Linked DNA regions of Mus musculus: regions 2 and 3 are each linked to region 1. A link is a loop called in an ENCODE intact Hi-C map of the cell type or tissue named here. Cell type or tissue: left cerebral cortex. All regions are shown on one strand. Links, peaks and the distances in the headings refer to the core of each region. The heading gives the core; the rest is flanking DNA.

The links. Hi-C counts contacts between places; a loop is a spot of excess contacts. Peaks named below come from ENCODE experiments on the same cell type or tissue, not always from the same donor. Only the 100,000 strongest peaks of a DNase experiment are listed, where the experiment ranks them.
Region 2: a loop joins it to region 1, with 4 times the contacts of the local background. A loop is called at or near these places in 2 of 42 quality-filtered maps.
Region 3: it touches region 1 in a loop (9-fold over the local background); 3 of 42 quality-filtered maps call a loop at or near these places.

The regions. Positions count from the first base shown.
Region 1 is chr13:114,079,844-114,090,370 of GRCm38, forward strand. The region is part of intron 4 of Arl15 (ADP-ribosylation factor-like 15); the gene reads left to right. Among named protein-coding and RNA genes, the nearest start is that of A430090L17Rik, 66 kb to the right of the region's middle. In left cerebral cortex, for the core only: no CTCF peak of the experiment used is centred there; DNase peaks (open chromatin) are centred at 5,817, 6,654 and 8,872.
Region 2 is chr13:114,519,283-114,529,809 of GRCm38, forward strand. No RefSeq gene overlaps it. Among named protein-coding and RNA genes, the nearest start is that of Fst, 66 kb to the left of the region's middle. In left cerebral cortex, for the core only: a CTCF peak has its summit at 4,034 (motif pointing left); a DNase peak (open chromatin) is centred at 4,041.
Region 3 is chr13:114,133,457-114,143,983 of GRCm38, forward strand. All of the region lies in intron 4 of Arl15 (ADP-ribosylation factor-like 15), which reads left to right. The region is part of intron 7 of A430090L17Rik (RIKEN cDNA A430090L17 gene); the gene reads right to left. Among named protein-coding and RNA genes, the nearest start is that of A430090L17Rik, 13 kb to the right of the region's middle. In left cerebral cortex, for the core only: no CTCF peak of the experiment used is centred there; DNase peaks (open chromatin) are centred at 2,283, 3,821, 4,188, 4,988 and 2 more places; H3K4me3 peaks cover 757 bases; H3K27ac peaks cover 1,639 bases.

The DNA.
Region 1 (10,527 bases), core at 896-8,895:
GGAGCACTCCTAAAGTTGTCCAGGTAACGTTTGTATTCCAGCCATTCTCCGTAAGGAGATGAGCTAAACTTCATGTTCTGTTCTTGGGAAATCCCTTACATTGGAAGCAGAACAGACCTCGAGTGGGCCCTGCTGTCAATGGAGCTGGATTCTACACGGGCAAAGGAAAGTTGCTGGGCAGTCCCCGTAATTAAAGGAAGTAGCGTAGCCTAGCTACAAACCCAGTTTCTTCCCAGTTCTGGGTCTTGAAGAGATCATGAGAATGATTTTGGCCACAAAGAAGCAAGTTACAAAGTCAGAATTCAAGTTGAGATAAGCAAATTTACCATAGAGTAATGCAATCTTTAAAATAAAATAAAATAAAATAAAAAATTTACTGTTGATTTAACAGTGATTTAAAAAAAAAAAACACATAGCCCCCACCCAAAAAAATTGGTTAAAGAATACATTTGTCAGGAAATTGGAAAAGGCCAATTAGCCACTGGTAGCTATGTGGGTAATTACACACACACACACACACAAATAAATAAATAAATAAATAAGTAAATGGAAGTAATTCAGCAACATTTTTTAAGTTAGTTTATTAATATTTATTATTATAATATAATATTAGTATGTGTGTGCACATCTACATGCATGCACGTATTCAGGACTGCATGTATATGCACACATGCATGAGCCAGGAGAGGGAGGGCCTTGGATCCCCAGAGCTGGAGTTCCAGCATACTGGGATCTGCCTGACTTGGGTGTTGGGAATGGAGCTGCAGTCTTGTGGGAGAGCAGCATGTGCTCCTAGCTACAGCGTTATCTCCTACTCTGACTCTCTTACAACGAGGAAGCTGATACAGAGGTGATATAGCATTAGTTCCTCAGACAGGGAAAGGGGGGAAAGCCACGTCACGGCGTCAACCGTGTGCACCTGAAGGCCTCCAGAGAGACTTTCGTCACTATCATTATTCTTGTGCACCGTAGATTTAATTGAATTGAACTGAAGGGCATCTCTTAAGAATATAGTGTCCATAATGTTCAAAATAGAGTTTCTGTAGTGAGGGAGAGAAAGGTGGGGGGGGGGGGAGCAAGGGAGAGCAAGAAAGGGTAAAAGGGAAAGGCCCAGAATCCACGCACATCAAGTAAGATCACACCAAGAACAATTGTTCATGCTGTGAGAAACTCAACTCCACATGTGGAACAGCTGGAGAGAGGCCAGGGGAAAAAACGGAGAAGGCCCAGGCTGTGAGGCCCTTTTTTTTTCAGTTTTTATGGCAAAGATGGAGATTCTTTAAATGCAGTGTTCCAATGTCTTTTCTTGCTATCATTTCTCTAAATACGTGAGTGAGTGTTTGTGGGCCGCTAGGACCAAATATTTGGGAGCTGGGAGAGAACTGGGTGGGGGTGGACTTGGGGTGATGCACAGCCATGAGAAAGGCCAGTGGTTACATCCTACAGACAATGGAAGGAACTGGTCCTAGAAGCTGTTCTCTGGGGCGTCATCCTGAGCCTGGTAGAGGCTGCCTAAGGTTACCTAATGGCTTTCTTCCGTCTCTTCTTTGTGAATCACCCACCCTACCCTTCGGCAGTACATGTTTCAGTCACTGCTGAATGCAGATATCTCATTAGACCGGGAATTAAGGGCTATTAAAAATGGTTTGCTGCTGGTCCCAGATTAAAGACAGCAGACCAATTTACCATTACAGTTGCCCTGGTCCAAAATAAAATGCAAATTGTGAAGATGGAGCAGTTAGAGGAAGGCAGGGTGAACTAGAGCACACCTCCCCTGACGCGGTCTTCAAAGAGAAAGACCGTTTGCTGAGATGGCACAAGTTAAGCGGCCTCCCGTAACCTGCTGCAGAGATAGAATTCCCCAACTGAAGACAGAGAGACTCTCCTCAGCCCGGACGTGCGTTCAGGGTGCAGAGCTAAGTCCTCTTAAGTCTTTGGAGGTCCAAAAGCATTGACTCCGTTAATGATCTTGAAGACAATTTATTTTTTAAATTATATATTTGTTTTATGTTATATATTTTCTCTGTGTATGTCTCTCTGTCTCTCTGCCCATCTGTCTGTCCCTGTCTTTTTCTCACACACACACACACACACACACACACACACACACACACACAAATAAATAACCTCAAAAAACCCTGAACCTAGCAATCCCCTAGCAACTGTGAGTTTAGCTCTTAGAATCATCTCTCTCAGGAAGTGTCCCATTGTCCTCTATTTATGATGAACATGGTATCATGCATTGCACCGAGACAGCAAGACCCACTGATCCTGTAACTGGGAAGACAGTTACATTGTATATCTGGAATGATTACAGGTTATTAAGTCTTTCATTTGTGATAACTTAGCCATGCTTCCCAGAAATACTAAAACATGAGGTCATCTTTTCAGGAACCCGATTCTTGTCTCCCCGCCCGCCACACACACACACACCGTACATTAATTGAACAAAGTAATGGGTTTCTCGTGACTTTTCCATACTCGTACCTGATATACATTGATCATTTTACACTCTTGTACTCCCACACACACATACCACACCACACCACACACACACACACACACACACCACCACCACCACCACCCCCAGTCTCTTTCTAGATCTAGACTCCATCTATGAGAGAAAATGTGATATGTGTCTTTGTTAGTCTGTCTCATTTTGCTCGATGTGGCCTCCTGCCATCCCCATTCCCATGGCTTCTTTATGGCTGACGTCTCGGTTGTGTGAATCTAGCCTTTCTCTGGTTCCCCGTCAGTGAGCACAGAAGCAGGTGCCGTGCCTTGACTGTTGTGCTGGGATAAACGTGACCTATGCAGCCATCTCTGCTGAATATTGATCTCTTCCGGTATAAAGCAGGGAGAGATGAGCTGCCCTGGGTTCTAAGTTTAGGTTTGGGGGGGACCAGGAGATTCGGTTCTTGAGCTTGTTTCCCCCGCTGTACAACACAGTCATCCTTCAAACATGACTCTCATGTACTCAGCGTCTAAAACAGTTGGCCGTTACAAACTGGATGTTTTGTCCCAAGGAAATTAAAATGGGCCAATAAAACATCTGAACGTGTCAAGCTCAAGCAGCATTGAAAAAATGTAAGACTTGATGGTTTTCCCTCGGCGGCCGCAGTGGCCTGGGTTCCTGTTGTTCTTTCCTTGCTTGTTTGCCTGAGTCCTGAAACCTGTCCGTTTTTATGCCTCAAATGCCTTCCTTATTCGTACAAGAAAAATCCAGGCCATTTATCTGTCTGTGGAAAATGCTTCATGGTTTCTCCCAAGGATTCTTAGGGCTACTATATTCAGTGTCACTCAAGGCATTAGAAACGGAAGACCTCAGCAGAGTGAGCGTTTTCAACCCCTACTGGTAGACTCCTTCTAGAGGCCTGACAAGTGTCCAGAAAGAGTCAGACACTGGGCTCTCACTCTTAAGGACAGGCTAGCCTCGAACTCATAGAGCTCTGCCTGTCTCTGCCTCCGCAGTGCTGGGACGAAAGGCGTGCGTTTGGCTCAGCTGTCACTCTTGTCACTGCTACTTTCGTCTCATTTTTCACTAGGACAGTTAACCAGAAAAACCATGATGGACAGAAAAGTGTCTAATCTCACACACACAGACCAGGATACAGTTTCTTCTCCTTGAAGATTCTTTTCTGACGTGATGACGTCACCGGTTGATGGACGAGCAATTGAGGTCTATAGTTTTTAGTTTTGATTGTCAGTTTGACAGGACCTAGAATCACCCAGGAGGCCAATCTCTGCTGTGTCATCGGTGAGGGAGCTTCTAGGATAGGTTCATTGAAGTGGGAAGAGTGACCCTAGCTGTGAGCAGCACTGTCCCATGGGCTGTGGTTCACGACTGAGTGGAAAGGAGAAACTGAACTGGCCACCTGTATTTATCTTGTCTCCTTACTGTGGGTGGCAGGGTGACCAGTTGTCAAACACTCCTGCCTCTGTGACTTCCCTGACCTGGACCCTTGGACCTTCAACCAGAATAAACCAGAATAAACCTCCCCTTTCTGGAGTCACTTTTTTATCAGATGTTTTGTCACAAGGAGAAAAGAAACTGGCCTGTCTAAACCACACCATTTCCATAAGTGGGTTTACCCAGCCACTTATTCCCCACATCCAAGGGTGCAGGGCCATTCTAGGAAGGTCCTTCAGTATGCTTGAGAACTTTGATAACATGTTTGCTTTTCCTTAAACACATCTTTGTTCTAGGAGAAAAGATTCACTGCTATAATCTAAACCCACCACTGATGCATGCTCTCTCTGTCTGTCTCTCTGTCTGTCTCTCGTCTCTCTGTCTCTCTCTCTTTCACATACACACACACACACACACGTCAAATTCTTACTGTGTGTATGCCCGTACTTTATTTAGTAAAGTTGAGGCACCTGATCTGGATAACTTCTTAGTATCTCTCTACCCAGCGCCTCTTTCATTTAACTATAAATTTCTTCTAAAGAGTACAAAGCAACCATGCTTATATTCTAGGTAGTCATAGTATAGCACTTAAAACTGTGACTTAAAATTAGGTCTTCAGCTTCGAAAAGCCTCTGCTTGAAGCATCTATTAGCCAGCAGTGAGTTGTATGAATCCTTTCCTCGTCTGTGAAGTAACGAGAGCACAGTGATGCGAATATCATAAAGAGGAGCAAACGTTAACTGAGTTCTTCCTGTGCTCCTGGCAACGCACAAATGCTCCCTGGAAGAGTGACTGGGTATTATTGTTCAAGCTACCAAGAAACAGAGAAATAGAAAATAGACAGGATGTGGGGGGAGGGGGGAGCTTTGGTACAATTACAAAATGGCAGTGGGGACGATAAACAGGGAAGGGGCGGTGGTGCACACCTGCAGTCCTAGCACTCGGCAGATGGGGGAAAGACCAGGAGCTCGAGGTCACTCTTGGCGGCATAGAGCGCTTGAGGCCAGCCTGGGATACATAAGACAGGTGGGGGTGGCTCGGGGGAAAGAAAAAGTAAGATCAACTTAGAGGATGGCTCAATTAATAAAACAATTGCTACATAGGTGTGAGAACCTGAGTTCAGATCCTACAAACCTGCATTAAAAAGTCAGTCATGTTCATGTAGGCCTGTAATGCTAGCCTTGGAGAAGCAGAAGCATGGATCCCTGGTTCTCAGTGGCCAGCTAAGCTAGCCTTGCCTCATCAGTTAGCTCCATGTTTAAGAAAGGTCCTGTCTCAAGAAAAAGAAAGTTGGAAAGTTCTAGGGGACCCCCTGCCATCCATCTCTGGCCATTTACACATCTCCCTTCCTTGCCCCCACCCCCACCCCCCAACACACACACACACACACACACACACACACACACACTACAGCCATTTAGGTATTGTTTCTTTTAATCCAGATTTCGGGCAGTAAAACCAATTGAGTCCAAAGAAATAAACTGTTAAGTCAAAACAACAGTTGAAAGAAGCAAGGATCGGTACTTTAAATTGTGCCAAAGAAGCGAAGTTGCCAGATAGGTTCTGAAGGATTCTCTTTCTCGGGAGACTTCTGTGGATTTTGAGCGCTTATCCTTCCCATAGGAAGCGCTGTTGGTATCATGGTGAAGGGAAGTGTCAGAATCAGGCCACCCCAGGACTCCCCCCTCTCCCCAGTGCTGCATCAGGACCAAGTAGGTCCCTGCTAAAGACAGACATTGAAGGAGGTACAGGCTAGGAGCAGGAACGCTTGCAGAGGCTGGAGGAAATGATCAGCTGCAAAAGGCAGAGTTAGTAACGGAGGATGTTTTCTTCTCGTGTTGACATCAGTGTCGCCCACCTCTAGATGTGCTATTCTGAAAACCTGACTTAGAACAAGCAGTGCTCAAGAAATGGCAAGAGCCCCACAGTAAAATTCAGTCTCCTGACTCACGCGCTAGACGAACCTTAATGTGGCCATGCCTGGGTGGTTCTGGGAATTAGTATTCCACCCCTACAAATCTAAACCACTTGCTACTTGGACAGCACCTTGTGTTTTACAAAACACTTCACTTAGGCGAGTTTAGACACATTGTTATAAAGACACTTTCTTATCCCCTTTCTGGGCAAGGAGCTAGATCTTGGGTGGTTGTGGACGGGAATTTCATAGCTTTCTATATGGGGGGGGGGGCTTTCTCTATATAGAATTAGCATGTTTGAAATGTTCAAAGAATCCTGGACTTTAACATTCTTCTTGCCTCAGAGTTTTCGTTCAGTTGCTGTGACAAGTGAATTAGGGGGTCAAGGGGGGAGCAAAAACAGTTTCAGCTAAGGCAGGACCATCTGCTGACCAGTCAGCCTTCCACCCTCAGCCGGGGCATTAAGACTCATGTTCTCATTGCAAACCTAATAGCTGTCTTGGCTGAGGTATCGTCTCACACATACAGATCCCAGAACCTTAAATATACGTGAAAATATATGACTGCCGTGTGATTTTTCTTTTTAAAAAAAAAAAAATGCAAATTCACCTGCAAGCCTTCCTGAATTTGTAATAAACTCTGAGCCTTAGACATGCTCACTGGAGATATAGATCACTTGTAGGATTCAGTCACAACACTATCACCACCCCCACTCCACCCCACCCCAAGTTTCTTTTGCCACTTTCCTTTTTTACACTGAAGTGTTGGGAAACAGGTAGCCCAGGTGACCCGGTCCCTTTGTTGACATAGAGTCTGGGAAACAGCACCCCCCCACCCCCACCCCCCAGATAAAGATAGTCAGTGCTCTGGATGGTCGGTGGCTCGGTCCGCCTATTCTGAGTAGAGTGACTCAGACATTCCACTTAAGTGGCATACTTTGTATCTTTCATCTTAAGAGTATAAATACTTCTTAAAAGTCCACGTGGAGACAGAGGAAGAAAATGAGCAAAGGGAGGGTGGGGAGTGAGGGGGCCCTGCCCAAGGTCACACTGGGCACGGATGGAAGCAGGGCATAGAACCTGATTCTCCTGGCTGGAATTCATTGTTCTCAGGCCTTCCTTCCAGTGACTCGATAAGGCGTTTTCGTCTCTAATTTCATCATCAAAGAGCCTGGGTCTGAAATTCTTATATTTTATGATAGCATCTTCCAAAATATGATCTCCTCTATCATTGGGGTCAATCAATCAGGTTAGTTTATTTTGGCAAAGTTCTGTGGACTTAGGTTCTGAGATTATATTGATCTATAATTCCATAAAAACTGAGACGGGGTATTCATGACACAGAGTTGATGGGAATGTTTTCCAGTTAAGCAATAATTAACCTTACAGATGAAGCTATTGGTGCCTATCATCTCTAAATAGGGCAAACCACTACGTGTAGGAGACAGCTAAACTGAATTAATAATACAAACGAAGCAGTAGTTGGTTTTGGTTCAGGTGCTTATATAATGAATTTATCAGTATTTATTTTGTTAATCTATCAATAATAAAATTTTGATTTGTTGCATATATAATAAAAGATGTATTTACTACCATGGGCAGGCGGATGCTCTCTTTACTCATTTCCTCCATGTGGACATGTTTACAAAGTATTTAGACCACTAAAGATGAAAGATACAAAGTATCTTTTTTACACCCCTCTCCAGCCACCATGGGACCCAAAGGCTCCAGGAGAGACTTTTAAAGTGTGAAGTTAATTTCTGTTAGAGTCCATCATCTTCTTTGAGTTCATCATCCATCTAAACAATTGACCTAAGAGCTCTGGCAATAAGTAACACTTTCATGCTGTTGCTTCACCTGGCATCCTCTTTCCTGTATGCATGGCTTTCTTTCTGAATACCAATGTTGCTGGACCACCATCCTCGCCTGCAGCCCAACACCAGAAGAGTCTTGAGTGGCTGTGTTATTGTTGCTGTTCTTGCTTTTGTCCCATTTGTCCAGTTCCATTGGCAATGGCACTTCCATGCATCAAGCAATGTCTTGGACCAGTCATCCTGTCTGCTGCCTTGGACTGCCCAGCTAGCCTTGTTGCCGCCACATTTTCCCAAGCCTTTTTCCCCCTCCTACTGGAAACCTGCTCTTAGCAGTTGCCTTCTTCAAATTGTGCAGTGGCTCCTCATGTCCCAAAGTATAAAAGTTCACATTTTTTGGCACAGCGCGAGCGGCCCTCCCTCTGTGACCTGCCCCTGCCCTCCTCCTGTGTTCTATTTCTGCTACCTTAGCCCAGGACATAGGACAAGAAGAGTGCTCAACTCCTGGTCTGTGAGGAATGGTGGAATAAAGCAGTCTGCTTCTTTCCTGCATATATGATCACACACAGTCTAAGTCCGGGACACTGACTCTTCGGTGTGGTAGTAGGTAAGCCTTCTTGACAGAAAGGTGTGGCCTTTTAGTATGCTTTTTACCATTTTTATTATTTGAGCTCCACAGCCAGACAACCTATACAGAGCCAGGGATTCTGGCCAAACAGCTGGACTGATGTTCCTAGACCTATCAGCAGCCGTGGGCAGGGCAGGTCAACATGTTCCATTCCCCACCCACCTGCAGGCCCTGTGGCTGCTTGTGTCTCAGCTGGCTTAAGTCCTTTCCCAGCGGGGTCATGTAGACACTTTCCCTTCCATTCTTTTCGTTTTCAAACTCTTTCTCAATAAGACACTCAGTGTTGCCACACCCGTGAGCATAGATGCTCCTGGCCTCTTTTAGAGAGTGAAGCTGTTCAGATGAGAAAGAATAGAATTAGACACCGGGGGCATTTCACAGCCCTGAGAGTGCTGTGTCTTGGGGTGGCCTGTGTGATGGGCGAATGCAGCACCAACCAAGGATTTGGGTGTCCCTGAAAGCTGGGATCATCATGAAATCATCAGGAATATAATGGAACAAGGAGAAACTCTCAGCAGGGGCTTTGTTTGCAGCCAGCTCTCTCTGAATGCATGGTCAGACTATGAAAAGAGCCCTGCCCAGCAATGGGCACTTCACCACATTGAGTTCCAGGTGGCTGGGACTTGGGGTGTCTCTGGTGACTCACTGGAAGCTGCTAGTGGATCTCTCAGGCTAGCTTTCTCTCTGCCTCGTTCCTTGTTTTTACTTGGGAACTGGTGTGGAGCAAAGATTAAACAGTACTGGGCTTGTAGACAGAAGAAAGGGGATTGCATTTACTATTGTGACGATTGTTTTTATTTCTCTCTGTAGCCCTGGCTGTCTCGGAACTTGCTTCGTAGACCAGGCTGGCCTCAAACACAGAGATCCATCTGCCTCTACCTCTCCAGTGCAGGGATTAAAGGTGTGTGCCACCACCATCTGGCCAAAAGGATTCTATATGTAGGCTGGATCGGAGATTATTGGTGACCTCCCAGCACTCCCAGTGTCTGCTTTTGAGTAGTTCCTTCGTGACCTCTGAGATCCACAAGCAGGTGACCTCCCATACTGCTGATGTTATCACTTGTGGCTGGATATCTTTCCAGGTAGAAGGAAAAGGGAAGAAGGTTTCACCTCCTTTTAGTAAAGAAGCTGGAAGGTCAGGCTGGAGAGATGGCTCAGTGGTTAAGAGCACTAACTGCTTTTCCAGAGGTCCTGAGTTCAAATCCCAGCAACTACATGGTGGCTCACAAATATCTGTAAGGGGATCCCATGCCCTCTTCTGGTGTGTCTGAAGACAATGACAGTGTACTCATATAAATAAAATAAATCTTAAAAAAAAAAAAAAAAAGAAGAAGAAGCAGCAGCTAGAAGGTGTTGGTGGGTGGGTGTTTGTTGTTTTTGTTTTGTAACTTGTGAGTACATGCATGATGCTCATTAGGGACCTTCTGAGAATTCAGACAGACTTTAATCAATTCTGCAGGTACAGTAGCCTGAAATGGTCTGTGCCCACCAAAGCACAGGCTGAGTCACTAACTCCAACAGTGAACCAGACATCTTAAGTTCCATCAGCGTCGATGTAGCTTCCGTTCATTCTGTTGACTGCTAAAACAGCGCCTGTCCCCTAGTCACTTATTTGCTGAGGGAGTGAGCTTATAAGTAAATAAGGGAAATGAAATAAACAAACGATGTTTCGTTGCTAATTTATTCTGCTAGAACAAGTCTACGCATGAGCCTCTGAAGTCTGCCTCTGATCTTTTCTCACAGGCACATTGTTTCCAAGCGTTGAAAACATGGAGCACTGAGGCACACTTGTTTGCATTAAAAGTTATTTACTTCTTCCAAAACGTGGGAGAAATTCCTCAAAGGGGCGGGGCATGCTTCACATATTACTACCTTAGGGCATATTATTGAAGAGAACACTCACCTGGTGGCTTTATAAAACTACATTTTGGTTCTGTAGATTAAGATCCATTTGGCGCTCCCCAGTACTTACAACCACTTAGCTTCCAGACCACTGCCTCAGCTCATTTTTCTCTTATCCAGATTGATCTGGACAACATGATAGGGTTGGAAGGCAACCTCCCAAGAGGTAGGTCAATGACTGCACCTTGCTGAAGGGAAGGCTATGTCCAGGGCAAGTTAGAAAGTCAGTGCGTGTACCTTGCACACAATGTTTCTTACAGCATCAGTGTTCAAAAGGGTAGGGTTGGTTCCATCTGTGACATGGCTGACTGCAAACCCTCCTGTTTCCCACTTCTAGTCTCTCCCCAGGGTTTCCCAGCTT
Region 2 (10,527 bases), core at 972-8,971, 440 kb after region 1:
TTTTGTTTTCAGATCAACTCCAGCACTGATTTTGTTGTTTGTCTTTCACACTTTCTTATTATGTCACAAATACCTCATCCTCTTCCCCCATGGATGAATAATAAAACTTACCTTCATGAATGGGGTGTGGCTTAGAGGTAGAATGCTTACCTAGCATAGCCCAAAGAAAAGAAAACAAGACAAAGCAAAACAATAACAAAACCACCTTTACCTAACACTTTGGGAATCTTCCCAAGCTAAGGAAACAAAAACAAAAACAAGGGGTGGAGAGATGGCTCAGTGGTTAGGGGCATCCTGCTCTTGCAGGGGACCCAGCATTCAGGGGTGGCTTACAACTGCCAGTGATTTCAGTTCCTGAGGACCTCATTTCTTCTGACCTCTGAGGGCACTGGATAGTCATGCAACTTACACACATACACGCCGACAGAACGCTCTGACACACGAAATAAAGATAACCAAATCTTTAAACGGGTGAACTAAAACCCAAAACAAATCCTGATTTCCTGTCTTTGTTCACTTATCCAACCATTTTTATTCCGGCATTAGTATTCCTCATCACACTGCCAAGTTGAACACGGCTAATGTGAAAGGCACATCAAAATCAACATTAGCTGGGACATGGATTGGAGGGAGGGGGAGAAAAACAGAGAAAGACCAGGATAATTGTGTTTATATGTGTACATCTCTCTCTCTCTCTCTCTTTCTCTCTTTCTTTCTCTCCTTACTCTCTTCTTTCTCTCTCTTTCTTTCTTTCTTTCTTTCTTTCTTTCTTTCTTTCTTTCTTTCTCTCTCTCTCTGTCTCTCTCTCTCTTTCTTTCTTTCCTTCCTTTCTTCTTTTTCTTTCTTTTTTTTAAATGCAATATAGAAGAGAGAGCCTTGGTCACTACACAGTGTAGAGAGCCTACTGCACTCATGCCATTAGGCCTCTTCAGGAGGAAAGCACACCTAGCTTGAAATTGTATGGCTTGTTCCTTTCTTTTGTTCAAACCCAGACATCTTTCTATAAGGTCTCCTTTATAAGTATGCACTCATCTATAAAAAAAAAAAAAAGCAAACAAAGGAAAGTGGTATATTTGCAATTAAGTCCTTAATAGGTGACATCTTTCAAGACAGATGCAAAGTCTCCATTTTTTAAATTTCACCTTGGACTTTCCATTATGGATAGAGCATAATTTATTTCTCCTGTTAATGGATATTTTATCTCTCCTCCCATTATAAGCTGTGATGGTCAACTGAGATAGTCAACTTTAACAGAATGAGGAGTCACCTAAAGGGACAAGCTTTGGACATGCCTGTGAAGGATTATTTAAGTTATACTAATTAGATGATAGAATATGGTCAGTACCATCCTGTGGGCTGGTCCAAGACTGCCCCCCCCAAAAGAACCAATTGCCAGCATTCATGTCTCTCTGCTTACTAACTGCAGACCCAAGCACCAGGTACGTCAAGTCTCTGCAGCCAGGACTTCTCTACTATGATGAATTATGCTCTCAAACTGTTATTCTTTCTCCTTCCTTCCTTCCTTCCTTCCTTCCTTCCTTCCTTCCTTCCTTCCTTCCTTCCTTCCTTTCTTCCTTCCTTCCCTCCCTCCCTCCCTCCCTCCCTTCTATCCTTTTTTCTTCCATCCTTTTTTTCTTCCTTCCATTGCTTTGGTCAAGCCTTTTGCCACAGTAATGTGAGAAGTAACTAATACATAAATGACGTCTTATCGAGACTCCTATTTTTATGTACCTTGTGAGATTTTTATCCCCATGTGGGTTCTTTAAATGGAATAGGCAGGACTGGGAGTGTAGCTTCTCAGTGAAGGGCATGATTGGGAGGTACAACTTGAAAGCATATGCAACACACACACACACAGAGGATTACTGCATTAAATAGTTTGCACATTTTGTGTTTTGATGGGTATTGTCAAAATGAATCAATCTCTTTAAATATGTTTTTACTTTCTCAAGACTTAATATTTAAATAAGCACTTAAATAATGACACATGAGGGTTACAACTCATTCCATTATTGCTTCAGTCTGCATTCTCTTAATATATGGGATAAATGATGTGTGTGTGTGTGTGTATAACACGCACATGTATTTTGTCCAGCTTTGAAATTTTTTTCAAGTGATAGAAGCTCTTTCAAGTAGCTTGCTGTGTTGGGAGAGCAAGCTTTTAGCAATCACTGCCATTGTGCAGATGCAATGTTCCATGTTGGCATCTCAGGGTTGTGGAACAGAAAGTCTCCAGCCTGTTGTGGGAGGAAATATAGGCTTGCAAAGAAAATATGTGCAATAATAAGCTATGACAACTGTCTACTTAACAACATTGTCTTATCTGCACTTGCTTATCAGTCATCACAGAGAAAGTCTCATGGAATTTCATCTCTAATAGAAAATCCACACCACATTGAAAGTTGCTCCCTCTCCCTCTCTCTCTGCATTTTTTCAAGACAAGGCTTTCCCATGTAAGAGCCATGGCTGTTCTGGAACTTGCTTGGTAGACCACACTGGCCTCATTCATGTTTTCTTTTTAAGCCTATTGTCTTGTCCGTAAATGTGACGTTCTACATCTTTCAGTGGAAACTGTTGCTTATATGATGGCTCTAAAGGTTAATTAGTAGTTCAATATTGTTGTTTTACTATCTCTCTGATGGGTTCGCTCAACTAGAGCCAGAGGCCTTGCCAGGTTCCATGACTGCCCGCTGAATATATGCAAGCAGCTGTACCCAGACAGATGCACGGATCTCACAACCACAGCTAGAGCAAGCCGCATCACGAGGAAAGCCCAGACGGGGTATGAATGGGATGCTGCCTACTTGAAAACACTGTAGCTGAAGGTTCACCATGTTCCTGACGTCTGTTGGCCAGTTAAATCAAAGACGCTATTTAACATCTCAGTGTTCATTGCATACACCAGCTAGATTTTGCTGAAAGGACTCAGATATAGCTGTCTCTTGTGAGGCTGTGCCAGGGCCTAGCAAACACAGAAGTGGATGCTCACAGCCAGCTATTGGATGGAACAAAGGGCCCCCAATGGATGAGCTAGAGAAAGTACCCAAGGAGCTAAAGGGGTCTGCAACCCTATAGGTGGAACAACAATATGAACTAACCAGTACCCCCAGAGCTGTGTCTCTAGCTGCATATGTAGCAGAAGATGGCCTAGTTGACCATCAATGGGAAGAGTGGCCCTTTGGTATTGCAAACTTTATATGCCTCAGTACAGGGGAATGCTAGGGCCAAGAAGTGGGAGTGGGTGGGTAGGGGAGTCGGGGGTAGGGTATAGCGGAATTTTGGGATAGCATTTGAAATGTAAATGAAGAAAATACTTAATAAAATATATTAAAAAAAATCTCAGTGCTGTAGTTTATTAAGAGGAACTAGAGAGACCAGACTGTGCTAGCGAGACAGGACATGCCCTGTTTCTGTGAAGGACTGAGGTTTGTGTATCTTTTAAATGATAAAACTCAACTTACTTGAAAAGAAAAGAAAAACCCAGTGATAATTGATTCTCCAAGCAGAAGGAGGGGAGAGATTTGGATTTACTGAGGAGTTCCCCATGAACGTATGTGGGTAGAAAAGTAGATAGTCTCTTTTCCTTTAACACAGAGTTCCGGTGAGAAAGGACTGGGAGAGATAAATATGCCGGGTGGGATTATCAATCAGCTCAGAACAAAGTTACACAAGGCTTCTCCCTCCTGACTGCTTCTCAACTGGAGGGGAGGATGTCAGAAACGTGACAAGCCACACAATACTAGTTTGTAAAGGATGTGATATCAGTCAGTGGTAATATTTCCTATAAAAATATCAATGTCACCCAAGGGCTTCTAGTTTCACTTACCCAACCTATTTCTAAGCCATTCTCTAGTTAGAAGAGAACTATTCTGGTACCTGTGTTTGCATAACAAACACTTATTCCCCCTACCCCCTTTTCTGGTTTACATAGTAGCAATGCACATTTTAGGCTCACTACAACCCCAAAGAGATCTCTATGACACCACCACTGAGCGTTGCAAGGTAGGCACTTATACAAGAAAGATAAACTATGACCGCCATCTTGTGGTGGGATTCAGTTACCAGGCTAGAGGGAGTGTGAAGTGGTGGGAGTGGGGGATGGGCCTGGAAGGCGTTCAGAAATTCTCCCCCCAAATGAAGCCTCACTTGAGGATTTCATAGGGGATCACTGAGAAAAAGAAGCCCTCAGATGCAAAATTTGTCACCTGACAGGAGGGCTCTACTACCTGGGCCTGTGTAGGAAGTCTTCCTTTGATTGGATGTGTTTTTTACGATGTGGAGAATCTGGGGCAATCATGAGGGGGTATTTGCTGTTCTTTATCTCCTTGCTTCCAGAACCTCTAGCTTAGGGAGGTATTTTTTCTCACATTCTCCAGAGTTCAAAGAGTTTATGGGACAACAGAAACCTAATATTTGTTCTCGTCTTTCCATTATATACCACACCAGAACACACTTTTTTTTTCTTCACACAACAGTTAATTAGATTTCCCGGAAGCGGAAGAGCCATTTGCTTTTCGATGGCTTTACTATCAGTCTGCAAACCCAGAACCTTTCCAATGGTTTAATACAACCCAGTCCTACTGACTTAAATTAAAGGAATGTCTTCAAAGCAGAAATAACACTGATAAAAGAAGCTGTGACATGTCTGGGGTAGCACCCACTCCAAAGCGATGACATTTAGTGAACTGAAGAAGACGTGGTAGTGAAGGGTTTTTTTTTTTTTTCCTTTTTTTTTTTGAAATATTTATAACAGAATTTACTTTTTCTTGGCAGAATAACAGAAACAACAACAACATAGGAAACCATGTGGCCATTTTTCACATTGCAAAGAATCCCTGCAGATGCCTGTCTAGTTGTTCTTGGATGACTTCAGGGCACAGACATTGCATTCATCTTTGCAAGTCCTCCACCAAGGCCAAATGGCTTTTGTTGATCCCAGGAATAGATGAGGCATGTCTTGTTTTCCAACGAGTACAGATTTGTCTGTAATGCCTGTAACAGAGCGTGCTCAGGGACACCTCTGGCTGAATGCTCTCTTGTTGACTGTGCCTATAACTTCGCAAGATTACAGAAGCTGAAATATACATTTCTAGTATCCAGACCAGAAGATGATCAGATCAAAAATGATGCAGCAGAGCCTAGTACAGCACACGACACACAGTGGGCGTTGATTTGATGCATCAAGGCACAGGGTCTGTTAAATCCAAACCTGGGGTGGACTGAAATCCTTGAATGAGTGCATACAGTGCCCTTCTTAAACCTGGCTCTGTGGCCATTGGGTTAGATAATTCTCTGTCTTGGGGAGTTGTCCAGTGAATTTCCGGGTGCTTAGCAGCCCCCCTTGCCTCTTCTCATTAGATGCCAGTGGTAGGTGCCCCAGTTGTGAAAATCAAAACACTGACAAGTGTTCCCAGGGATACAATTTGCAAAACACATGAAACTGAAGAAGAACGAAGACCAAAGTGTGGACACTTTGCCCCTTCTTAGAATTGGAAACAATCACCCATGGAAGGAGTTACAGAGACAAAGTTTGGAGCTGAGACAAAAGGATGGACCATCCAGAGACTGCCATATCCAGGTATCCATCCCATAATCAGCCTCCAAACGACGACACCATTGCATACACTAGCAAGAGTTTGCTGAAAGGACCCTGATATAGCTGTCTCTTGTGAGACTAGGCCAGGGCCTAGCAAACACATAAGTGGATGCTCACATTCAGCTATTGGATAGATCACAGGGTCCCCAGTGGAGGAGCTAGAGAAAGTATCCAAGGAGCTAAAGAGATCTGCAACCCTGTAGGTGGAACAACATTATGAACTAACCAGTACCCCGGAGCTCTTGACTCTAGCTGCATATGTATCAAAAGATGGCCTAGTTGGCCATCACTGGAAAGAGAGGCCCATTGGACATGCAAACTTTATATGCCCCAGTACAGGGGAACGCCAGAGCCAAAAAGTGGGAATGGGTGGGTAGGGGAGTGGGGAGGAGGGTATGGGGGACCTTTGGGATAGCATTGGAAATGTAATTGAGGAAAATACATAAAAATATTTAAAAAAATATAAACAAAACAAAACAAAAAACCCCACAAAAACTGTGTTTCCTTACAAATCATTTCAGAATCTTAGTCTGATGGTGGGGATGAGGTCTGTTCTCTCACAGTAGTTGAGTCAGCAATAGAGAACTATGAAATATGATATTAACACGATGGGGCTGCTCTTCTTACCAACATTAGCTCTCTTGCTCACCGTGTTCTCCGGGAAGACTGACCATAAACATTTTAGACAGAAAGCTGAGAACAAAGAATGAGCTATTAGTCTGGAAAATAGTTTCTTTGTGTTTTAAAGAAAAGGACAGTTGCCTGAGAGACATGCAGTTACTTGTAAAAAGCAGGTGTGTCCGGGAGCCTGTGTAGTGTAACGGGGTAAAAATAACAAAACAAGTAGGAAATTAATGCTGGCTTGGCTACTGACCTCCTAGAACCCACAGGAAAACTCTTCTCTGGCCAATAACAAGGGTGCTGTCCTAAGTTCCTTCTGCTCTTAGGGGACGAAGAAAGTGATAGTCTGCTTATGTAATGAACAGAATATTGTTACTTAATTTTTTTTATTTTTATTTTTTACAGACCATCAGCTGGCATTTGAACCTGTACAGTGGAAGAACCAGGGAAGTGGAGATTTAGAATAAAGAAAGGTAAGATGAGATTTGGGGATGCCAGGGTTTTAAACAAGGGTGAAGAGCTGGTGTAGAAGAAAACCAGAAATTCAAGATAGAGTGACCCAGAAGCCATGTAGCACTCTCTCCCTCCCTCCTTCCCTCCCTCTTCCCTCCCTATTCCCCCTCCCTCCCTCCTCTCTCTTCTTCTTTTGATCTCTTTCTCAGAGAGAGAGAGAGAGAGAGAATGTAGCTGTAGCTTGGTGGCCAGGTATCATAGCTGGCCTGCTAGCCAACTTCTCTGTAGTTCTTCAGGGAGCAGGAAGGTTTTCCTGAGAATACGGTCTCATCAAATCTGAAAACCACCTTCACAGGTGGCTGCAGACGGAGGGCTTTCTTGGATGGATATTGGAACCTTCCTCCAAGCCTGCGATGGATTCAGCTGCATTACCTGATTGCGCAGACACACATGTCAAAACAGTCTATAAATATTGTGTCTTGTAGAAACCTATGCTGTGATTCATTGACCATAGAAGTGAAGTGGCATGAAAATTCTGATATTCAATAGCACAGCAACCAGGGCAGGGCGAGTCTGGTTGCATTATGAGGGCAAGCCTTGTTGTATTATGAATGTTTGAAGGTTTGAGCCATTCTGGGTTTGGGAAAAGAGCAAATTCAGTTCCCGGAGCATGCTTATCCCCCTGCTTTAAAAATACCGTGTGCATTTGAAAGGAAATTCAATCCACGTGTTTTCCTTAATTTTACTTAAATCATCAAAATATTATTTCTTAAGACTTGTTTGATGTCTAAGAAGGACTTAAACTTTTTGAATAACTTAGAAAAGATACATCTTTCCCTTCTTTAAATCAGGAAACCACTTCTTAAAGATTTTAAATGGGTTTGAACACAAATGGGAATTCAGAATTGGAATCCTGACCCTATAAGATTAGGGAACGTTTAAGAACTGCCAAAAACAGACTCTTTCATCCCTCCGGCCCCCAAAGCAGTCAACTCAGATACTGTGTCGTCACTGGAAATACTGGAGGCTGGTTTAACCAAATCCACCCACCTCTTACCCAGTTGGATAGCCTCAGCGAGCCCCTCCCCCCAACCCCAGCATCCCCTCCCTCCACTGGCTGGCACTCAAGCAACTCACCAGGTTTTCTGCCATTTCCCACTTGTTCCCTCCTCTTGCTTTGTGTTGTGTCTACCCCACCCCCACCCCAGGCTTTCACTGCGCAGTCGGATCTCAGCGTTCGCATGTAGCTGTCACCCTCCCTCTGTCCAGTCAAGTGTGTATGTTGACGCCTTTGGCTGTTTATTAAAGTACTTACCGAGTCTTCACTGGACCCTTTCCCTTTCCACTACAGAAACTTTACTGGTTATTAAAACCCATATAGATCCTTTAGACTGCATTTGAGGGCTCTCTGATCTTTCTGACCCCAAGTACCCTCTCATACTTTCCAGTCACAGCTGGCCAGAGGTGGAGCTGTCTTCAGAATGGCTTGGCGACTAAGTGAAACAAGGCAGAAGGGTCCAGATGTGATACCTTTCATCCGCTTCTGTGTCCTCATTGGCAGGCGGCTCCTCTCACCTCTATGATTCTTGCTGCCCCAGGGATCTTTGCTTAGAGCTGGGACTCGTCTTTCTGAACTTGTGCGCGACCTTAGGTTGTTGTATACATGTCGTGTGAACAAATGTCTCCAGGTAGGGAACCAATGACAGATCAAAGTATGGATACCATTAAGGTCCAACTTGGCAAACCAGGTTAGTGGGGTTACTTATAGGAACGGGGATGGGGGGGCGGGGGGAAGGGCTTCTTACAGGAGCAGAAATGGCTCCAAGACAGCTTAATCACCAAAAGTTCACCCCGGCACGCATGACAGCTCACAACAGTTGAAAACCTAGAACACACTGCACAACCTACAGGCAAGGCAGCTTAACAGGTTGGAGAGTTTCCTTTCCAGGTACCTCAGCTGTTCTGAGTCTCTTCTAAGCAGCTGAGCTTGTCTGAGAGTGTTCTGTCAGTCCTTATTGCTTTTACATACTTGGGCAGGAAACTGGGGGACCTAGTGACTCTCAGCTTCAAGGACTTCCTGTATGCCTGCATTGGTTGCTTCCTAAGCTTAAATAGCTTCTCTGCAGAAAATATAATATTTTACTTCCCCACAGAATGCCCCGCATCCTTAGCAAGCTTCTTTATGGGATGGAATGTTTCGCCTCTGCTGTAACATCTTCCTGCTTTACTTTCTAACATCCCACTTCTTTAATGAGCTTCCTTCCCTACCAAATGGAAGATTTTTTTAATCTCAGAGGAGACTGCTACACAACAGTACACCCTCCCACACCCACACTTCATGGGGTTTTGTGTCTTTCTGGCTTAGTTGGTCTGGAGACATAGACCCACTGAGGTGGTTTTCCCAAAGCATTCCCTGGACCACTCGGTCAGCATTACTGATGATCTGAACCGTGATCGCTTAGGTTCCACCCCAGATCTGCAGATTCAGAAACCCTCAGAGGGAGACTCAGAGTCCTGTGTCTTAGCTAAGAAGCCCCCGGGTGATTTAAACGCAGGGTCAAACCTGAGAAGCGGTACCACAAAATAAACAAACTGCAGGTTTTGCTTGCATCCTCTCAAAATTAAACCACGAAAGATACTGACATTCTAAACATATTGACATTGAAGACAAATTTCCAATCTCATGCAAAGAATCAAAGTGCTTTCAAAAGTTCATTAGGAGTTTTTTTTCTTTTTTCTTTTATTAGTTATTTTCTTTATTTGCATTTCAAATGTTATCCCCTTTCCTAGCTTCCCCTCCTAAAACTTCCTACCCCTTACCCCTCCCCCCTGCTCACCAACTCACCCATTTCCTGGCCCTGGAATTCCCCTATACTGGAGCATTGAGCCTTCACAGGACCGAGGGCCTCTCCTCCCATTGATGTCTGACTAGGCCATCCTATGCTACATATGCAGCTGGAGCCATGGGTCCCTCCACGTGTTTTCTTTGGTTGGTGGTTTGGTCCCAGGGAGCTCTGGAGATAGTGGTTAGTTCATATTGTTGTTCATTAGGAGGTTTTAAGATATAAAAAGAACGTAATTCTTATTGATTGCCATGGAAGGTTAAATAGTTGCACGTGGATTGACGATATACTTGGAGTGAATTTCTTCTGCTTACAACCATTGTCATTAAAATCCTCTGTTAGAGCTTTGAGCTCTCCTCCAAAGATGAGGGTTACTACAGAATCAAAAGTAGATGTTAATGAAAAAAAAAAAAAACAAAACCAAATGACTCGAGACTGTGCACATACTCTGAAAAAGGAAATTTAACTTACCACTTTAAACTGGTATAAGTAGTTTCCTTTCTTTCTTCAACTTTCTTTTGGACATCAAATTCTGTGCATCACAATGTACAGATTCCAGTGTTGAGGTGAGCCTTAGCCCTGTAACTTGTTTTCCATGTTTCCAAAAGAGGTTCTTGTGGTCAGGAATGAATCAGACAAAGTCCCTGGCAATGGCAGACTAGACCTTGGGGTGAACCAGTAGTTAAACTGAACCAATACGATGGTGCTTATGTGTGTGACTCTACGCGTCCCTTAAGCAGTGGTTCTCAACCTGTGGATTGCCTAAAACCACCGGAAAACACAGAGACTTACATTACAACTCAGAGTAGTAGCAAAATGAACACATGAAGTAGCAACAACAAAAACAAATGGTTGAGGGTTACCACAACATGAGGAAATATATTATTAAAGATTAACGACATTGGGAAGGTTGAGAACCACTGCCTTACACAAGCCAGTCTACATTAGTTTCATGACTAACAGCTAATGAACCTAATTTTATTTTTCTGAGGTATAGTCTGGTCCCTATGTAGC
Region 3 (10,527 bases), core at 1,432-9,431, 54 kb after region 1:
TCAGCAGACTGAATAAATAGAGAGAGAGATGTCCTGCCTGTTTGTAAGGATGCCTTGCCTTGCTGGAGCTTGGTGTGACTAGTTCTGTGCTCTACCATCTTTGTCCAAAGAGCAAGGGAAGGACAGAGAAGAGAGGACTACAGTCCTTGCCTCTTCTTCTTAGTAGCTGGTTCAGTGAGCCCTCACTGCGCATCTGGTCCACACGGGCCCTGCTCCAGATGTGGGGTGAGCCAAGAGAGTGAGCGGGCATGGTTTGTGAAATCTCTCTGAGACCCAAAATCTGCCTTCATTCTGGAAAATGCACGTCCCAGTAGGGGGATGGAAAAAGAATCAAAGGAGGTGTAGACATGGGCTGAGTAAGCCATCCGTGCTTGAGGCAAGGGACGTCAAAGAAAGGGGGCAGAAAGAGGTTCCTGAATGGGCCTGTTGGGTAAGTAGCAACTGAGGCACAAAAATTAATCATGGTATACTGGGGAGAATAGCAAGTACTCTGGGACGCTGGGCCCCTGAGTGGTAGGACAGAAGCTTTTGGGCTAGAGATGTTTTCCTTAGTGCTTGCTTCCCAAGTTAGATTGCCAGTCATGGGAGGTCAGAGTCTCTGTCTTTCCTTTATTATTTATTTATTTATTTATTTGCGTCTATTGGAAGTTTCCCTCCAGGGAATGTTGACAATCAGTGGCATTGGAGTTGGGTCTTTAGCAAGACTGTTTCTTGTAGTGTTGACGGAGGATGGGGAAAGTGCCAGCACTGGTCTAAGCACTTTATATACCTGCAGATGAACTCTGGAAAGTAGGTATTATTCTTTTATTTTTAGGTATTATAATAATTATTATTATGCCCTAACTTAGAACCAAAGGCTTAGAGCAGCTAAGGAACATACCCAACATCAAGCATCTAGTAAGCGGTGAAGCGGGAATTGAGTATAGATGACTTGACCTCTGACCCAGTTAACAATGACAGTGGACTGCCACCCGCAGGCAGTCAGGGAGAGGGCCCTAAAACAGAGGACACAGGGTTGATGAAAACAGTTAGATTTGAGGGATTGACTGTACTCCACGTGGCTGGAACATTAGAAGCGCAAGAACTTCGTGAAAGATGGCCACCCTGTTGTATAGTATAGACCTGTGGCTCATCTTTCAAGTCCTTTCCATCATTGATTAACATACCAGATGGTATTTTACTGGATTTTTCCTATGTGTGTTGTCTGTCTTCCACCACTAAAACGTAAGGGCCAGGGGTTTGGATTTATTCGGATTTCTTCCCTGCTGGGTTGTAAGCTTTCTGGAGGGCATCTAGCATTAAATCCAAGTCACCCAGGGGTCCACAACCTTCGAACGATTTCTGGCCTCTTGGCGACTCATGTCATTTATGGGCAGCCACCAATGAACCCAGACCATGTCACAGGAGTTAGGTCCTAGAGTGTCTAGTGTTGCCTGTTGCCTCAGTGATTGTAATGAAGAGGCCCCAAGGTACAGCAGCTTCTGTGGAATACTCTCAGCGACGGCTTGCTGACCTGGGTTGGTTTTTGTTTTGGACATGGAGGCTAGGCCTCCTTCCATTGTTATTAAGATACCTGAAGTCGTGTGCTGTCGTTTCACTTTCTGCTTTTAGAGACAGCTTCATGTAGCGTAGGCTAGCCCTAAGCTCGTTGAAGCTTGCTTTGAAAGCCACCCCTTTCTGCCTCCACCTCTCAAATGCTAGTCTTACAGGCTGGTACAATGAGATGGGCTCTCTTTTGCTGTGTGTAATCATTGCTCTTTGACTGAGACCCACTGCTTTATTGTTGGGACTATTAGCATGTCCCATGCAGACCGACTATGCACTCACCACATCTCATCTCTTGCATTTATAATTTTGATAGAGTCTTTAACCTCGCTAGGCCTCGGAGTCCTTCTGAAATGAGAGTAGCATCTTCTTCATGAATGGACGTGAGGATCCATGCATTTGTATATTGTTTTAAGTCTTAATATATAGCACTGGTGTTTAGGCTTGAGACATTTCCCAATGGACTTCTTAGAAAGGAAGGCGGAAAGGGAATAAAGGCAGACACTAGTTCTCTTATCAAGTTTGGTCAGAGTCCTTCAGCTAACTGGGCTCTAGTGTTGCTACCTTTAGACTTCCTTCACCATCTTGGAAGATGATTTTGGAGTGTTGCTAGAGTTGGTTGTGTGGTGTTAATTAACATGCCCAGTGACCTCTGATATGTAGAAGATAGAACTGGGTAGTTCAGTTAAAATCCCATTTCCCTACAACTCTAAGGAGGAGGTGCAAACTGATCCACAGAAGAGAAGACTCACATCTGACGCAAAGCCATCCCAAGCATCATTCGCTTCAAATAGCAAGGCAATTGATCAACCTGCTAGATTTGCTAAAAGTGCTTTGCTCTAAGATTCATTTTTCCTTTCTGTGATATGTAAGCACCTATTCTTAAAATACATTTCAATTGAGTTTCTTACATTGAAATGCCTCTTTTAAGACTAGAATCATTACTCCACAGTGAGAATTTTGTCAAACACTTTTAAGCCTCTAAAATAGTAGGGCTATCTTAAGACAAGCCTCGGCCGGTGGGTGGGGGTGGGGAGGAGGGCTTGGTGTGCTCTGTTATGTGGTTATGGCCAGCAAAGCTGTGACCATGTACTAGTGCTCGACCCCAGGCAGAGATGCTGCCCTGCTCATGTCTGCCTGGCCCACTGCTTCTTTCTACAAAGACATGCAAATGACTTCATAAGAAAATAGTAACCAAAAATCAAAACAAAAGATCAGGGCATAACACATATCCCTACCCTCCACCCCCGTGTGTGTGTGTGTGTGTGTGTGTGTGTGTGTGTGTGTGTGTATGTTTTACTGGACACTAAACCTAGGGGCCCTGCTTCCTAGGCTCTGCTTTCCCATGGACCCATATTCCTAGCCCAGGAAAGACATTATAATAACACCAACTCTGGAAGGTCCATCGCTGCTCCAGTTGACTTTAGTGCCCTGAATCTGGGGGAAATAAAAAAGCCAAAGAATCATGATCTCTGGTGTTCTTCTCTTTATAGGAAAAGATGGTAGATTTGTCTTCAAAGGAAAATAAAAGCACAATTCTCACAGTTTTTATCCCCATGGGAAATACTGAGTAATCTAATAACAAAATCCCACGTTCAGTGTAGTTTGGGGTCATTTGTTAGTTAGGCACAAAATATTGTTAGACTCGATATCAGACGTAAGCCATAGTGGGGAGAAACTCGACAAACTGAACATCACTGAAATCAGTAGGCATGGTGTTGTATCACTTGGCCAATAAGCAAACGAGAAGATGCTCACTGTCAGTCGTCATCAGAGAAATGCAAGCGCATACCAACGCACACTATGTATTAGCGTGGGTAGGGGTTTAAAAGCCTGACTCTAGATAGTGATGGGACGCACGACAACTGCAACTTGTATGTATTTCTGGTGGGAATTCATAGTGGTGTCACTCTGAACTGAAGAGAATTCATTAAGATCCTAGCATTAAAACGCCATGGAGTAAAGAGACTGTGTAGCCTCCGGCAGGCTGAACCTGACGTCATAAGAAGACCATGCAACACCCTATGAAGAACGATCCCTTTGAGTGATCTTCTCTCAACCTCCCTCCTTGCAAAAGGCAGTCTGACAGATCAGAGGCTGGGGGGGGGTGTCACTTCCTGCTTGAGGACAGAAGAATCCTGAGGGATTTGGAATTGCCTGAAAGGTCTCCCACCTTCCAGAAATGGGCACGCTATTGTGCTTTAAATACTCTTGGTTGCCCTAAAATTTAAATTCCCAAAACGTTTATATAAGATAAAAGCCCATGTTTCTTAACTAAGATGATTTAAAATCATCCACAGATGTTTCTGTCACGAGTAGATACCGTTGTGGAGAGCTATCGGCTATTGCTTTCCCATTGGGGACAACATGCATTTAATGATCTTTCTGCTGTGCTGTGGGTGAGCATCGGGTATGTCTGCCTGTAGGGTGCTTTTTTTTTTTTTTTTCCTTTAATCCCCTTCCTACTCTTTGGTATATTTGAAAATATATTTTTACTTCAGTATGTTTTTTGAGGTATAAGAAGTATGGGCACATGTCTCAAGTCCAGTAGTCTAGAAGCATATAAAGAAATGTTCATAATTTCCTCTCTCTATTTGCTCTGCAAAGTTGCAACCCAAAGTTATGAGTTTGATGCGGTAACCTCTGCACTTTGGTCTGCTCGCCCGGTTTCTCTAACTGTTCACAGAATATGCCAGACTTACAGGTATAAAGTTAGTGAGTTCTTGATCAAAGCCATATTTACATTTAATGGCAAGGAGGAGAAAGTCCCCCTTATTACAGCGGATTGTAGCATGCGTGTTTATTTTGACATGACAGAAGGGAGGGCTTATGTAGTTTGCACTTCAGAATATCATAAAACTCAAAGACCCACCTGCACCCAGAGCCCTCCAAGTCCTGAACCTGGCCAGACTTGATAGGATATGAGAAGTGGATATTTTCTGATGATGTCATGTTTCTTCCTATTTCAAATTTGTGTGTCTAATACAAGTGTAGAAAGGTTTATTAGTTTGGAGACTGGCTCCAGTATCAAGTGTGAGTCATCCTCTATACCAGCGGTTCTCAGCCTCCCTAATGCTGCTGTGACCCTTTAGTACAGTTCTTCATGTTGTGGTGACCCCCCCCCCCAATAAAACTATTTTAATTGCTGCTTCATAGCTATAATTTTGCTACTATTATATATGATAATGTAATATCTGATATGCTGTATATCTGATATGGGACCCCTGTGAAAGGGTGGTTTGACTCCCAAAGGGGTTGGAACCCACAGGTTGAGAATCCGTGCTGCATACCTTTCTCAGAAGGCAATGGTCGCATCCCTTTTCCCACAGTACTCACAAACAGAGCAGTCATCTTGTCTGTGGTGATACCTCCTGTGGGTATTGAGAAGTCTAAAGCAAGATGGGTAACTTTTAAAGAAAGGGGGGAGGGCTGCCTTCTGTGAAAGAGCTTCCATGGCAATGATATTTGAGATATTTCTAGATGTTCCAACCTTCCCAGCTATCTCTGGAATACTGTGTGCAGAGAAAATTTTCCATGTTTATGAGATATCATTAGCCCAAAGACTAAGATTACAGTAAGGAAATATTAAGTCTGTCTGTCTGTCCTTTTCTCCGTGGCCATTCTCTTCAGTCTTCTCCCCACCCCCTACCCCCAAAAGCCAGATACACATGCAGGAAGGTATACACACCCATGCATACCTTTTAATGACTTTGTTCTTAAACTACGAGACCAATAATTCTAGATTCAGTCTGTGAGCAAATGGGCCTTGCTGCAAGGGGTGTCTAAGAAAGACTTTAGTATTCCCATTTCACAGATGTGAAAATAGATGAATGCGGTGTGTACCAACACAGAGAAAAGAGTTCCAAGGCATAGTGGTCACTCAGTAGTTCAGTAAGAAGCAACTCCCCTGCTGGGAAGCCATCCTTCTCGCTAGCCTCACGTGTAAGTAAGTAGGTAACCTGGAAAAATCACTGCATCCTGACATCCAGTTGGTTAATCCTTTCTCTGTCAATCACTTCCGTGCAAGCTGAATAGACTATAAATTCACATTTCTGGAGCCACATGGTCAAAATAGCACTTTATATTCAGTGTGAAATTCTTAAAATGAAACCCAGCTGGCAGATGGGAGGAAACGGAGAGGGGGAATATTGGGTGTGCAAGGGGTTCGTGGTTCTTCCAGAGAGCTCTTCTATGCTTTGTGCAGATATTGGACTATTTTTAAGCATCTATGATGCAGCACAAATGCGTTTCTTTAACCTGGACTGTGTGTCTCATTTGTAAGGCTTCATAAAAGCCGCGAGAAGCAGAAGCAACCCCTCCCTTCCCATTGTCTTGCCTGCAAAGAAATTTTGCTCATTTAGACAACCGCTTTTCACGTCTTTCATAAGTGCTAGGTAATAAGTTGTGTCTTTTGGTGCTTGAAATAATTCCTTGCCTTAGTAACTTAATTTGTTAGAGTGCGAAGAGCTGTCTCAGCTCCAGTCTCTTTCCACCTCTGTGCTCAGTCTCTTCTCAGTCTCTTCTGCTTCATCGGCCATAGCCTTTGCTTCCCTTAGGCTGGGTGGGAAGTGTCCTGAGGATTGCCAGGTCATCAGCCCTGCCCTGACCAAGCAAACCCCAGCCTAAAGCATGATGCTTTCTGTTACTGTTACTTCCTGGGACTCTCAGTTCCCAGCTGAAGGGCACCAGAGAGCAGCGCAGCCTGTGGCCAGGTTGCTGCAAGTCGGCCATCTGTGGCGACGTATAAGAAGTCAGATACAAGTATTCCAGCAGCTGCAAGAGATTTCAGATTTCCCAGATGTTTGATGAAAACCCTTTTTTCATTTAACTGCTAAGAAACGTGCAACTTATGGGTGTTGTCGGTCTGGATGAAAAGCTGCGAGTCAAATAAAAAAGAATGCATTTCTCAAATACAGATTTCTCCAGAGCCGCTTTTTTTTCTCTCTTTCTCTTTTTACGTGAAAGAGTAGATTAAAAGTGGACACCCAGAGTTTGCAAATCTGTTTCGAAAATCCCAAGTCCTTTATGCTTAAATGGGATAAAGACAAGCTTTCAGATAACTCCTCCTTCGAAGATAACATTTGTGAGCACATAGCCTGATGTATCGCTTTGCGTTAACGGAAGTTTCCATCATATTGGTACCCACCATGCGTGCACTTTTAAAAACTGATACTATGTACAAACAGGTATTTTCTTGTACTGGCATTTGACAGGTTAAAATTTCAAGCCATATCATAGAATCATCACTATGCAAATGGAAATGTCAATATGAGAAGCTTTTAAGGAAATGTGGTCATTTTGAAATAATAGAAAGCACTAAAATCCCCTGTTACCTAAAGAATTCTAAGTGTGGAACATGCTGATGCAAACCATTGGTTTAAAACACACACACACAGCAGTTTTCCTCATTGATATGTGGTCTTTATGGTTCTCTTTCTGTTCCTCGGCTCCCCAAAACAGGCATAAGTTCTAGTTAGAAAGTCCCCTTTCAAGGCCAGGCAGTAGTGGTACACAGCTTTAATCCCAGCACTCAAGAGGCAGAGGCAAGCAGATCTCTGTGAGTTCCAGGACAACCAGGGTTACACAGAGAAACCCTGTCTCAAAAACAAAAGAAAGAAAAGAAAAGAAAAGAAAAGAAAAGAAAAGAAAAGAAAAGAAAAGAAAAGAAAAGAGAAGAGAAGAAAAGACTATTTCAGATTCATTCAGGATAATTAAACGTTTACTAAAGCAGTATTCATCTGTGGGACTGTGTGTGTATGTGTGTGTGTGTGTGTGTGTGTGTGTGTGTGTGTGTGTGTGTGTGTGTTTTAATTCCATGTCCTTGGACTTCCCTCCACCAAAGGATTTGAGGTGACAGACACGAGTATTGATTCTGACAGTGGACATGTTTTCGTATAGCACCCTGAACATCAGACTGCCGCGAGTGTTAATGACTTCCCCTCCGAAAAAGCTTTTGATTCAGACACAAGGAGAAGTGTACTTGGCAGTCCTGAGCTGTGAGCACACGGCAGCCCACTGGCCTCCTCTCAACTGATAGCTGAACAGTTAGTCAAGTGTGGGTGCAACTGAGAGTATGGCGCCCTAAGTTCAATCAGTAACGCCCTGGGTTTCTTCCCCAGCATTGGAGAAAATAGAAAAAGAAAAGAATTAGTTAAAATGGGAAGTTATTTTTAATTTAAACATACAAATAATACTAATGTTTTCCATACTGGGTCAAGGGGTTTTCTTCAGGGTTTGACCACGGATGTGAGCTCTGTGTTCTGTTTCTAATACTGTATAGACCGTGGCCATTCTCCTCTTGTGTTGGGCTTTCTGTCCCTTTAAAATAAAACCAAGAGATAAACATGCTCAAAGCAATCTTCTCTTCCAGTCCTTTATCAGTTTTGGAAAATGTCTTTCTGAAGTCTAATTCAATAGTAGTTTGTTTTTAATGCGTTGGCTTCGTTGCGTTCTTTGAATACCTTCCATTTAATTTTTCATAGAAATAGACATTATCTTCTCAAGTTCATATTTCATCTGCTGGCATCACATTAATTAAGCTACTTAGTGATAAGAGCAAGTATGATTGCCGTGAGAGTCATGAAGCAACTTGGGGAGCAGACACGGTAGAAAAACAGTCTGCCAGTCGTGAGCATCTGCCATGGTTGTGCATGGCCTGTCGAAGCCCATTGTGTGGGAGGCTTCAAGCATCGTCTTGTACTGGGACAATGGAGACTCAGCTCACCCTAGATGATTAAGAGGAAGCTAATCAACAAAGCCTTTATTCTAACTGTGTATTGTTTTTAAATTAACCAAACGTTGTCCTTACCTGCGATGGCTTTGTATTTCGCCGTCCCTCTCTTATTAAATTAGTCACGTGGACGATATCAGTGCCGCACTGCCTTCTTTTCTTTCAAGTCGTCTGACTTGACCTACGCAGTATCTACCAGTCCCTTCCATTACTATGTAAGGCTTGTTCAAAGTCATTTCTGTTGTCCGCTAGCCGGAAGCAGTGACTGTGTGGTAGATGGTAGCCGTTTTCTTGCTGTAGGAGTCACCGTCTGGTTTGGCTTGGCTCTCCTGATATATGTTGATTATTCACTTTGAACAAAAGGGGCCAGAGGGTGGGAACCACCGATGGCTCTACTGCTTGCTCCGCGCTGTCTCCTCTTCCAGTACAGACCCTTAATCCCATCACTTCAGTGGAGATCCTGATGGCCCCTGCCACTCCACAAGACCTGAATTACTCCCATGGCCTTTGTTCTTCGAGTTTTGATTAATGATCTCTCAGCCTTAACATTGTTTTGGTTTTGAGGGCTGGAGTGTTCTTTATTGAGGGGAAGGGGCGATCTCCCTGTGGAATTTGTAGCAATAACACTGGTCTGGACCCACTAGAACCCTCTCCCCCATAGCCTTTCCCCCACATCGTGGCAGCCACTACCATCCCTAGATATTACTGGGCCTCCCCTGAGAATTGTGACTACTCCTCTTTCCATGATTGATAATTAGTGGCTTCAACTAACTGTGAGATGATGAGGACCCCAGGCCACACGAACAATTCTGTGGGACATATAGTCTGGGACTTTTTGTACCTTCCTCGCTGGTGTACTCTTTATGTTTGTTGTGTTGATCTCCAGACTTGGCTTTCACGGGCTTTAAATTGAGTTCAATTGGTCCTATGCAGGGTTTGGGCTAAAATTCATCAGGATGGTATATCACTTAGCTTTTCTTGCCCCATGCTACCTGCAAGCCTCCTTCTAAGGTCTTTTTTTTTTTTAAGCTGTCAGGATACAAGGCTCCTGACTGAGTTACCAGCAGGGAAAGAAATTCTGTCCTCAAGGCTGACAACATGGCCCCTTGGTTTCAGAAGCCTATGTTACCTGGGCTCCTCGGTCACATGTGTTGCTCAGAAGTTGGCAAACCTCCTGCCTCCACCCCGACCCTGATTTGCCATGCTTTCCTATTCAACAGTTCCTCCCAGTGTTTCTTTCCATTGTGGCTCCTTGATGTTGCCAGATGACAAACTGCTGACAGGAATACCCCTGGAATACTGCTGGATCTGGACGGTGCCATTGGCACCATCTGCTGGCAGCCGAGCAGCTCGTGGCTTGCCATATTTGTCTCCCGCTTAAGGCCCAAGAATTTGCATCGGCCTCAACATCTGAGTGTTGTCCTGTGAAGCCAGAGTGCTGCCACAGCGCCACAGGCCAATGGTGACCATGTTGGACTCACTATTGCTGCTACTTTCTCATGCCCAGCACCTAACTGGGCACCTTGTCCATTGTGCAAACCAGATAAAGTTGAAAATAGAAGCCACTGTTTTTGAGAAATAGTGTGTGTGTGTGTGTGTGTGTGTGTGTGTGTGTGTGTGTGTGTGTCATAATTCTGTCCCTGTAGATTAACTATGTCTGTTGCCTTATATGTTGCTGAGTCAGAGAATCCTCTGTGTTTGGGGAGCTGAGAGGGGTCCAGTGAACTGCATTAGGGCTGGCAAATTTAGATAAGCAGAGAAAATAGACCCAAAACAGCCAAAGCCTATTCTTCGGGTTGTCTGAGAGCAACTGGCTTGTAGTGTAGAGCTCTGTAATCTAGCAAGCTGAATGTGAGGCATAGCCAGAAATCTGTTATGGTATGCAATCCACTTTTAGGGAAGATCAAAATAAGAAATAGGTCCAGGAATTGCCATTCACCAGTCAGCTAACATCAAATTACACAGAGAGTCTTGTAAAAATAAATCTATGGGAGAACAAGTGTGTTGTGCTCTGTGACAAAGGGTGGATCTGAGAAATCCTATGATTCCTTCTCCTTCCTCTCATGCCGTTTGACACAGCAAAGGTTATGGTGGGCATAGACTCAGACCTGCAACGCCTTAGGAGCCCATCTGCCAACCCAAGTAAAGCACAGCTAACGGGACATAATGTTGACCCATCCCAGCCACTGAGCAGACGTCGCTCTGGGTAACTGATGAGTTGTTTTGCTTTTTCCAAGTCCCCACCCCCAACC